Linked DNA regions of Homo sapiens: region 2 is linked to region 1. A link is an interaction called in ENCODE POLR2A ChIA-PET data of the cell type or tissue named here. Cell type or tissue: K562. All regions are shown on one strand. Links, peaks and the distances in the headings refer to the core of each region. The heading gives the core; the rest is flanking DNA.

Region 1 (5,380 bases), core at 56-5,055:
ATTTAAGAGCCAGCACACAATCGTCCACACTCTCTCATCCCCTGCCATGTTGAGATGGCAGCATTATTACAGGATGATAGCATTTCCTGCAGCCTGTCCCTGAGTACCCATGATGAGGAGAGTCCCCATGCTAACATCTATTCCATATATAAAATAAGTGAGAAATAACTTTTGTTGTAATATGCTGCTGAGAGACATTAAGGAGTTGTTTGCTTCTACAGCATAACTTAGGCTAACCTGACTAATGCAGAAGGGATGTTAGAAGGGAGAAGGATTCTAAACACTTTAAAAGTGTTTAGAATGAATTTAGACTTTGCTAGGAACAAATGAATTTAGACTGCTATAGATAAAGCTCCAGAAAGCTCAATGAATTTAGACTCTGCTATAGGTAAACTTTGATTCTATATGCTAGTTAGTCAACTCATTATAAGTCACAGAGATTCTCAAATTCCTTCTTTAATGGAAAGCATTGCTTTCTCCTTGAACATGGAGTTAATGATGCATTCAACTGGGTGAGGTCAGGTTATAGCATGATGCTGACCACTTTGGGATTTAGCAATGGGCTGCTCAGTTCACTTAGGGGTCACATAATGAGAAGAAAGCTCTGTAAGGGATGATGGATGGAAGACTGAAAGCTGACCTGCAGAAAAGGGCTTTTCGCTCCTGGTAGGGGTGATGTAGAGCAGCAGTCTGCAACCTTTTTGGCTCCAAGGACCAGTTTCATGGAAGACAATTTTTCCACAAACAGGAGTTGGGGGATTAGGTTTCAGGATGATTCAAGCACATTACATTTATTGTGCACTTTATTTTTATTATTATTACTACATTGTCATATACAGTGAAATAATTATACAACTCACCATAATATAGAATCACTAGAAGTCCTGAGCTTGTTTTTCTGCAACTAGACAGCCTCATCTGGGGGTGATGGGAGGCAGTGACAGATCACCAGGCATTAGATTCTCATAAGGAGCATGCAACCTAGATCCCTCGCATGCACAGTTCACAATAGGATTTGTGCTCCTATGAGAAGCTAATGCTGCCACTGATATGATAGAAGGCAGAGCACAGGTGGGAATGCAAGGGATGGGGAGTGGCTGTAAATACAGATGAAGCTCCGCTCACTCACCCACCACTCACCTTTTGTGCAGCCTGGTTTCTTTCTTTCTTTGTTTCTTCCTTCCTTCCTTCCTTTCTTTCTCTCTCTCTTTTTTTTTTTTTTTAATTGTAGGAATCTCACTCCGTTGCCCAGGCTGGAGTGCAGTGGCGCAATCTCAGCTCACTGCAAGCTCTGCCTCCCAGGTTCAGGCCATTCTCCTGCTTCAGCCTCCCGAGTAGCTGGGACTACAGTCACCCGCCACCATGCCCGGCTAACTTTTTTGTGTTTTTAGTAGAGACGGGGTTTCACCATGGTAGCCAGGATGGTCTCGATCTCCTGACCTCGTGATCCACCCGCCTCAGCCTCCCAAAGTGCTGGGATTGCAGGCATGAGCCACTGCACCCGGCCACAGCCTGGTTTCTAACAGGCCACAGATGGATACTGGTCTGTGGGCCAGGAGTTGGGGACTCCTAATGTAGAGAATCTTCTACTTGCAGAAGCCTAAGATGCCAGTAAAAAGTTTAGGATGAGCCAACAGCCACACAGACACACACACACACTCATACACACAAAGACTTACAGCACACACACTTACTACATGGATTTTAAAACTGGCAAAGAAAGGCAGGCTAAGGCCTGGCAGGTCCGAGCTTGCCCCAGAATAAGAGCAACTAGAGTTTGTGTCCCTGAAAAAGCTCATATATGGTACTTGAAATGAAAATGACGTGAATTCTTACACTGAAATCTTATCTTTTGGCTTCTTATCTCCAGCCTTTGCCCACCGCTAAATAATCAGATCCAGGGAAGCATCAAAAGTCAAAGAAAGGATGAAGAGAAGTTGCTTCCAGCAACAGTGGGTGGGGCTTTCCATTTAAATTCTGCCTTCAACTTCCAAAAAATATCCTCTTGGGAAACTTATTACTCATGAAAATGAAGAGAAGGTGTTTTCCTCCATGGAGCAATCTCTGCCTTGAAAAGTCTCCATCCCTCTTCCTAGCCCAGAGAGATGATCCCACAAGGAAGTGGATTTTGTTGCTTAATCCTAGTTAACTGAATTCTGTTTTCCCACAATAAAATAATAAAAGTAATTTGGAATAGCATAACCTGAATGTTCATATTTCCACAGCCTGTGATTAAAAATTAGAAATAAAAAATCTTGAAATTCTGTCGTTCCATCTGCTCATATAAACATAGCAGGCTCTTGGGGAGTCTGTCCCTAGAGTGTTTTGAGAATTCTCAAAGGGATGTTTCTTCCAAGCCCATGAGGCAGTCTGTGCTTTCAGGGCTGGCTGAGCTAGCTATTGCAAGCTCCATGTGTGACCCCACTGGTGGTGAGAAGAGGGTTCTCCTCAGCAGCTTCTCAGTGCTAAATTGCTCCTGCCAAAAAATTTTGCAAGGTCACATTCACCCCAATAGGGAGATTGAGTCCAAAGTGTTGCAGAGTTCAGTGAAGCAGCTTTCTCAATGTACACTCTGAGACCTGCTTGGCCCCAGGATGCCCACATACCTCCACAGTGGTTGGTTTGGAGGAGTTTCTCGTAACATGGGACTGGAATTCATCAATATCAGTGACATTGGTTCCTGTTACTGAGCACAGCTCACATGTCACACTCCTTTCTTTCTCAAGGTGAATCCTCTTTAAGGGGTAGGGGTTGCCATTAACCCCCTGTAATCTGGATTCTGTATGCTCTGATCTATCAGCCATGTCTATGAGTGTTGAATCCCAAGTGTGAACAGAGTTCAAGCCTTTTCCCCAGAAAGTTCTTCAGCCCCACTGTAATTCAATGGAGGCAAATGAATACTTCTAGGGGAAGGGGAGCTAGCTCTACTGGCTGGGTTTCTTGGAGGGAGGGAGCAGGGGAGTTTCAACTCCAGTCCAGTGAGCCAGTTGGTCGTGTAATGCTTTACAAAGTACTTCTACAATTTGATACCCACAAAAACCCTATAAGACAGAGCAGATATCATTATTTCTGTATTATGATTATAAAACCAAGGCAAAGGGAAATTTGGTGGTTTGCCTAAGCTCATAGAACCAGAAAATGGAACTACCTAGAATTCATCCCAGGTCTCTGACTCCAAGTTTAAATACTTGGGAGGCAGTACAGTGTTCTGGAAAACATGCAGACTATGGAGTCACACGGTGTGTTTGTATTCCTGGCTCTGCAACTTACTAGCTATGTGACTTTGAATGATTATTAAAATAATTGAATAAGTTACTTGATTCTTCTTTGATTCGGTTTCCTCATCTGTGAAGTGGAAATAACAATATCACCTGCTTCATAAGTATTTATGAGAGTGAAATGAGAAAATACAGGCAAAGCACAGAGAAGAGAGCTGGACACATTAGTAAGCACTAGAAAGAGTAAGCTATTAGTTGCTGGGAGCGGTGGCTAACACCTGCACTTTGGGCAGACCAAGGTGGGAAGATCCCTTCAGCTTAAGAGTTTGACACCAGCCTGGGCAACATAGAGAGACCACATCTCTATTTTTTTAATACTTAAGAAAAAAATAAAAATTAGCTATTATTAACAATTGCTAATTTTATTTTTATATATTCCTGTGCCACATTCAATGCCTTTCCCTAACAAAAAGAGCTTAGATCAGAGAGGCTAGACAACTGCAAGCAACTTTTCACCCTTTAACTATATGATTTTTAAAAGACAACTACCTGATAAAGTGTTCATAATAGTAACCCAGATAGAAACAACAAAATATACTGTGATTAATCCCAGTTCTTACCAGTCTGTTTCAGGAGACTGTAAAGTTGCTTTAAAATGATAACAGGAATCTAATACCAAAACAAGTCATAAGAGAATATGACATGAAAACTTCAGGACCAAATTCAATGAGCAAGCTCTTTTTTGATTAACAATAGTAATGAAAGTAGATGTGAATGCAATCATCTTCTAACAAGCCAAATCATTTTGTTCTAAAATCATTGTGAATTAAATAACTATTTCTACTTTCCCCTAATGTTTGATGACCTGAAAATGTTTTTATTTCATCTTTGTTTTTTAATAATAGCTTTATTGAGCCATAATTCACATACCCATAAAATGCATCCTTTCAAAGTATACAATTCAGCAGTTTTTAGTAGTTTCACAGAGTTGTGCAACCAGCATCACTAATTTCAGAACATTTTCATCATCCAGAAAGAAGCCTTATACACATTAGCAGTCATTCCTGACTCTTCCCATTCCTTCGCTGGAAGTCTGGTTCACTTTTTGTCCCTATAGATTTGCCTGTTCTGAATGTTTCATATAAATGGAATCATATTATAAGCATTTCATATAAATGGAATCATACACTATGTAGCTTTTGTGACTGGCTTCTTTCACTTAGCTTAATATTTTCAAAGTGCATCCACGTTGTAGCATGTATCAGTTCTTCTTTCCTTTTTATTACTGAATAATTCTATTGTATGTACCACATTTCATTATACATTCATCAATTAAAGGATTTTGCATTGTTTCCACTTTTTGACCATCATGAATAATACTGCTATGAACTTTTGTGTCCATGTTTTTGTGTGGGCATCTCTTCAACTCTCTTTCAATACCTGGGTACCTGGGTGTGCAATTGCTAAGTCATATGGTAACTCCATGTTTCACATTTTGAGAAACTGCCAGACTGTTTTCTAAAGTTTCTGCACCATTTTACAATCCCACTAGCAATGGGATTATAAAGCAACGTATGGGGGTTCCAACTTCCCCACATCCTCATTAACACTTATTGTTGGCTATGTTTTTATATTTGAGCCGTCCTAGTGGATGTGTAGTGTTACTGCATTGTAGGTTTGATTTGACTCTCCTTAATGACTAATGATGTTGAGCATCTTTTCATGTGCTTATTGGCCATTCATACATCTTTTTGTTTGTTTGGTGAGACGTCTATTCAATCTGGATTGTCTTTTTATCATTGAGTTTTAAATGTTCTTTACATTTTCTGTAGGCTAAGTTCCTGTATTAGGCTATTCTTGTGCTGCTATTAAGAAATACCAGAGGCCGGGCGCGGTGGCTCAAGCCTGTAATCCCAGCACTTTGGGAGGCTGAGGTGGGCAGATCACGAGGTCAGGAGATCGAGACCATCCTGGCTAACCCATGAAACCCCGTCTCTACTAAAAATACAAAAAAATTAGCCGGGCATGGTGGCGGACACCTGTAGTCCCAGCTACTCAGGAGGCTGAGGCAGGAGAATGGCGTGAACCCAGGAGGTGGAGCTTGCAGTGAGCCGAGATCCCATCACTGCACTCCAGCCTGGGCGACAGAGCGAGACTCCATC
Region 2 (5,380 bases), core at 300-5,299, 60 kb before region 1:
TAGGATGGGCAGCATTTCTGTGGGGGTTTGCAGTGAGGGGTCGGGGGGCCATACACGTGTGTGTTGGGGAGTGGGCTTCACTTTTGTCACAGGACTGCCACGATCATTTGGGGAACACCTGGGAGTCCCAACCAGGTCATGTTTTGGCATGGACTAACAGATAGGGAAGGAGGTGCTACTTCAGCTCAGCAGGTCAGCACCGTCCTTGCTATGGAGCCGAGCCCGGGTCCTAACAAGACTCTGAGGTCAGCCATGTTCAGGGGAGCCCAGAAGCAGCGAGTCTTTCATGACTCTGGGGAGTGAAACAGGAAGGGCCACAGTCCTGCCAGTTCCTGGAGCTCTGGGACTGGTAAAAGGGGCTTGGCAGGAGGTGTATAAGGGGCATTTTTGTCCAGGCTAAGTAACCTAGGGAGTCGGAGGGGATTCCAGAGCAACTGGGGATATGAGACCAAGGACTACGACAGCCACTCCTGCCACCTGTGCCCCATCAGATGATGTCAACTTCAAATCAAGCATTGGGCCAGGTATTTTAGAGCTAATACCGGGCTATATCCTCTACCTGTAGATTTGGTATTACCATCCCTCTTTTCCAGATGAAAAGAAATAGGAAGGTGACTTGCCAAAGGTCTTGCAGCTAGAAAGCGACAGAACAGCATCTTCACGCTTGACATTCTGTCCCTCATCCTGAAGCTGCAACGATGGAGGATTCCCAAGTAACAGAGTCTCCCCAAGGTCAAAGGAAACCAAATGGAGCCAGCCAGGAAGGCCAAAATGAAAGGAAAGCAAGGGATCTGTGAGAGTCACATGACCCTGGCTGGCCACGGTGCCTGTGGGAGAGTGGCCCTTTAAGAGCCCAGGTGTGGGTCAAACACTGAGCAGAGTTTCAGTTTTGGCAGCAGCGTCCAGTGCCCTGCCAGTAGCTCCTAGAGAGGCAGGGGTTACCAACTGGCCAGCAGGCTGTGTCCCTGAAGTCAGATCAACGGGAGAGAAGGAAGTGGCTAAAAGTAAGTGTTACTGCTCTGGGATCCCCAGACGGGATGCTATCTGGAAAGGGCTCGGGACGATGGCTCAGGTAACCCCCTCCATTCCCAACTCCCAGTCTCCTAGATAGTGGGGTGACAAGGACAAGGAGGCAGACTGTGTGACTGTGTGTGGCTGGGGAGTAAGCGTGCATATCGCAGTGGGACGAGTAGGGATGCACGTGTGTGGAAGCCCCCCATCCTTTTCTGAGAAATATCAGCAGGTGGGAAGGGACCTCTGTGGTCAGCATATGTAATTCTACTCTTTCAGCTTGGTCTGTGCCTGGATTTCCTAACTCCTCATAGTTGATTAACTGTGTGGCCTTAGACAAGCCACCTAACCTCTCTGATCCTCAGTTTCTTAATCTGTAAAACAAAGATAGAAATAACACCTATCATTCAGGGTCAATGTGGGTTCAAATGAGAAAACACAGGTGAAATAGCTTTGTAACCTCTAGAATGAAATAGGAATTGTTTCATATTTTTCAGTTTAGTTTAATTAATCAAGGATTTATTGAACACCAACAGACCTGGAATTAGATAGTGCGCATAAAGTATGGCACCTAGCAAGTCCTCTTCCATTCTTTGAGGTTTCCCACTTGTGGCTTTCTGGCAAAGGCATGTTCAGCTCCTTTTTTCTGGGCTTCCAAGAACCTCTGAAATCCTTTGCAATTCCACCTCGCTTTGCTCTAGCAGATTCCTGCCATGGGAGACATAAATGTGTGTCATCGCATCATCCTGCCCTTCCTAGAGGTAGAAAAAAAGAGGTCCTCACGGGATCACTGAGTGAGGTGGAGCTGAGCCCCACAGGCAGCATGATCAACTCCTGCTGTTCCTCCTGGCTCTGCAGCCAGCAGATCTCAGACATGGGCTTCCCCTCCCTTTGCCCATCCTGACAGCAGCCCAAGCCAGCAGTGGGACCGTCCGGCACAAGGGCAGCAGCGGGTCAAGCTCCATCCCTGACCCCCAGTTCCCTTTGTGCAATTGCCACAGTGCCTGGGGCCATTGAAGCTGCTCCTATTTTGTGCCATCACTTTCCCCCTTCACTAGGGGAATTATAGATCCTTTAACATCTGGAGAGGAGATGCCAATTTCAGGGGTTTAGGTAGAAGGCAGCTGTCTGGTGCCTGGACATAGGTCTTCCCAGAGCCAGATCTGGAATTCTCTCTCCATCCTTGTCCCGCCCCTGGATGTGCTAAAGTAGCAGAAAGAACACTGAGCCAGGAGTCAGGAAAGCAACTCTCTCTGCTTATCTCCTAGTGCCGCTAGACCTCTGTGGCTTTAGGTGATAAAAAATGGGGTCACACAGGCTTCCATTTAGTAAACCCACTTGCCCTGGGCTTTCACACCTTCGTCTCATTCTCCCTTGATACCAACGAGGAGGTAGGCAGGGTTGGTTTTGTGATGTCATTCCCTAGTTGAGGAAACCAAGACACCGTGAGTCTATGTGAGTGGTGTGAAGTCACCAGCAAGTTTGAACGATGAGGTTTTGGTACAGCCATTTTGATATGGTCATGAGGACATTTTGATGTCACCTAAAAAGCAAACTATCCAACTTAAAAAAAAATACCTATGCATTGTGCTCAGCAGAGACCTTCATCTATGTCTTGCCCTCTCTCTGGAGGGGCTGGGGCTGGAGTCCCAATGTCACTGGCATCGACACAGTATGGTGGAGTGGAAAGAGGCTTTGGCGTCAACATGCCTGGTTATACCCATGGTTATGTAACATATCCTACACATGGTAGGTGCTAAATAAATAGCAGCTAATATTTTCCAGGAAGAAATTTCTCTGTTGGCACCTACCTCTGGGTCCAGGTGTCTCTTCATTTTTTAATTTTTTATTTTTTTGAGATGGAATCTTGCCCTGTCACCCAGGCTGGAATGCAGTGGCGTGATCTTGGCTTACTGCAACCTCCACCTCCTGGGTTCCAGCGATTCTCCTACCTCAGCCTCCTGAGTAGCTGGGATTACAGACCCATGCCACCACACCCAGCTAACTTTTGCACTTTTAGTACAGATGGGGTTTTACCATGTTGGCCAGGCTGGTCTTGAACTCCTGACCTCATGATCCACCCACCTCAGCCTCCCAAGGTGCTGGGATTACAGGCGTGAGCCACTACGCCCGGCCCCAGGTGTCTCCTTATAAGAACTGCCTTTTCCGTGAAAGGCAGAGAGGAAAGAACTGAACAAATTCTCAGTTCGCTAAGATTGAATATCCTGCTTCTTCCTCTCTCCACTGCTTCCTCTCAATAGGAAGACCCTCTGAGGTAAAGCAGAGTGGCTAAGGGCCTATGCTCTTGATCTAGAATCCCATCTAAGTCACTTACCAACTGTGCAACCTTGGGCAAATGTCTCACCTCTCTGTGCCTCAATTATCTCACTCATGAAATGGGGTTGCCCATTTTGTCCCATCTCCTATGGTGGCTGTAAAAATGGAACACATTAACACATGTAAAGCACCTGGAAAGGACTCAGCGTACGTTCTTCTAGCCTAGCCCATAGTGCTTGTCTCCTCTCTTATCCACATGAGTCCAACCTAAGTAGCTCACTCTCCATCTCTCTATCTTCAAAGGATGTCCAGCAAGCAGACTTCTACTCTCATACCAAGTCCAGGGGACCTTTCTTCCTCTGAAAAAGAGGGAAACCTGAGATTAGATGGACAAAGGTTTGGACTCCACACCATGAGAGATGAAGTGCAGTCACTTTAACTGAACAGGAGCTAGTTAAATACATTTTATAAAAAGAAAAACTATCCTTCAGCACAGCTTACACTCCTGCCCCAATCCACAATTGTGGGGACATATGTTACACATATGTTGGGATACTAACTTAGTAAACTGAAAATGATCTAGCACATCCTAGCCTCAGCAGTGAAAAAACAACTGCTAGTTTAAGGACCAGAAAACGTGCCCTCATGCATGATATAATATCATATATATAAAACCCAATAAAGCAGGTCCCTTTGCTCATTTAAAGAGTGATAATGGGGTAGTGACCTCAAATTAGGATTCTGCTGTGGGTCTTGGGGTCGAGAATCCCTATAACCCTTAGATTTCCAACCTGTGTCATGAGGATAACAACATCTATCTCTTGGGTTGTTGTGCTGATGGATGAAGTCTTACAAGAAAAGAACCTAGCAAAGCATTTGGCACGTAGCAGGTGCCCAACATTATGTTCTTTTTCTTCCTTCCTTAAGCAAATCCTTTAAATCCAGCCCCAGCCACCCTGGGCTGGGGAGGTCTCCCGAGATTTGAATCCCCAGGTTTGGAAGAAAGTCTCTGGTTTTGAGAGGAAGGGGTCTGTAATGATTCTGAAAGCTCGAGGTCCTTTCAAATGCTACTAGAGAAATTGTGCTTCAAGTTTTAGCTTTGGGCAAAGAAGAGCTCCTGTTCCTGAAAGCAGGGGTATCCTCTCCTGCCAATCATCCCATCTAGGACTGGACTGTGTGCATCCCGCTGATGTTGCCATCTGCCCGACCTGCCTGTGCATGCCTGATGCTCTCATCCCTGGCTTGAGACCATGCAGAGGGTAATGGGTGCACACACATGTCCCCTCTCTACACAAACATGCACAGCCACCCAAACATGTCACAAAATGAGAAGTCTGGGACAGAGGTCAGGGTGGTCTTCACCTTGGAGAAGCTGGCATCTGACTCTCTGCAACCCAGGCCAAGTCCAGAGGAGGGCTGCATCCCCCAGCTCAGCTTGTGGGAAGACCACTCCTGTCTCACGCAAATATGAGGCAGCTTGCTTATCTAGAGGTGAGGACAGGAACAAGAAGCAAGGACAGCTGCTGCTGGTGTGGGTTCTTAAAAGCAGGCAGCATTTTGTCCTCCCACCTGTGACTGCACCCACCCTGTGCCAGCACAAGTAGAAAATGGTAGATCTCCCAGGACTTTGCAGCCAGCCCATCCCAACTGTTTCTGAGACTTCCTGGCCTCCTGAAAGCTGCTCCCACCTGGGAGCATCTCCCATGGCAGCTTGCAGTGCCCACGCAGGTGATGACATCCCAGCTAGTGTCCCCTGATTGCTTCCATGTTGGAGCTGACTGGTATTTGGCCAAGGCCCCACTCCAGGCATTAATCATTGACCTGGTAAGAAAGGTCTGGGGCAATTAACCGGACTCAAGAGAGCCTCAACGTTGCCATCTGACACCCATATTTGTTCCCACTCCCTCCCTTTATTCTTCCAAAGAACTGCAGAAACAAAATACCTTTATATTCACAAGGAAATAAAAGGTTCCTTGCTGGGAAATTCCCCTGCAACAAAGAAATAACCAAGATAAACAACTCTATTGCCTTTGGCTCAAGCTGGTGAAGGGAGTCTGGGAGCAGGAGCAGGGGCCAGGGTGGTGAGGGAGGT

Evidence for each region. ChIA-PET counts read pairs that join two places held together with the same protein. Peaks named below come from ENCODE experiments on the same cell type or tissue, not always from the same donor. Only the 100,000 strongest peaks of a DNase experiment are listed, where the experiment ranks them.
Region 2: POLR2A ChIA-PET joins it to region 1 with 5 read pairs; 2 of 35 experiments call an interaction of 5 or more read pairs at or near these places.

Annotation. Positions count from the first base shown.
Region 1 is chr1:206,882,193-206,887,572 of GRCh38, reverse strand. LOC105372879 (a long non-coding RNA gene) reads left to right here. Exons shown (of 2, transcript XR_007066836.1): 2 at 1,871-2,264. Among named protein-coding and RNA genes, the nearest start is that of IL24, 13 kb to the left of the region's middle. In K562, for the core only: no CTCF peak of the experiment used is centred there; no DNase peak of the experiment used is centred there; H3K27me3 peaks cover 1,041 bases.
Region 2 is chr1:206,941,960-206,947,339 of GRCh38, reverse strand. PIGR (polymeric immunoglobulin receptor) reads left to right here and starts at 874. Exons shown (of 11, transcript NM_002644.4): 1 at 874-1,004. In K562, for the core only: no CTCF peak of the experiment used is centred there; a DNase peak (open chromatin) is centred at 2,322; H3K27me3 peaks cover 419 bases.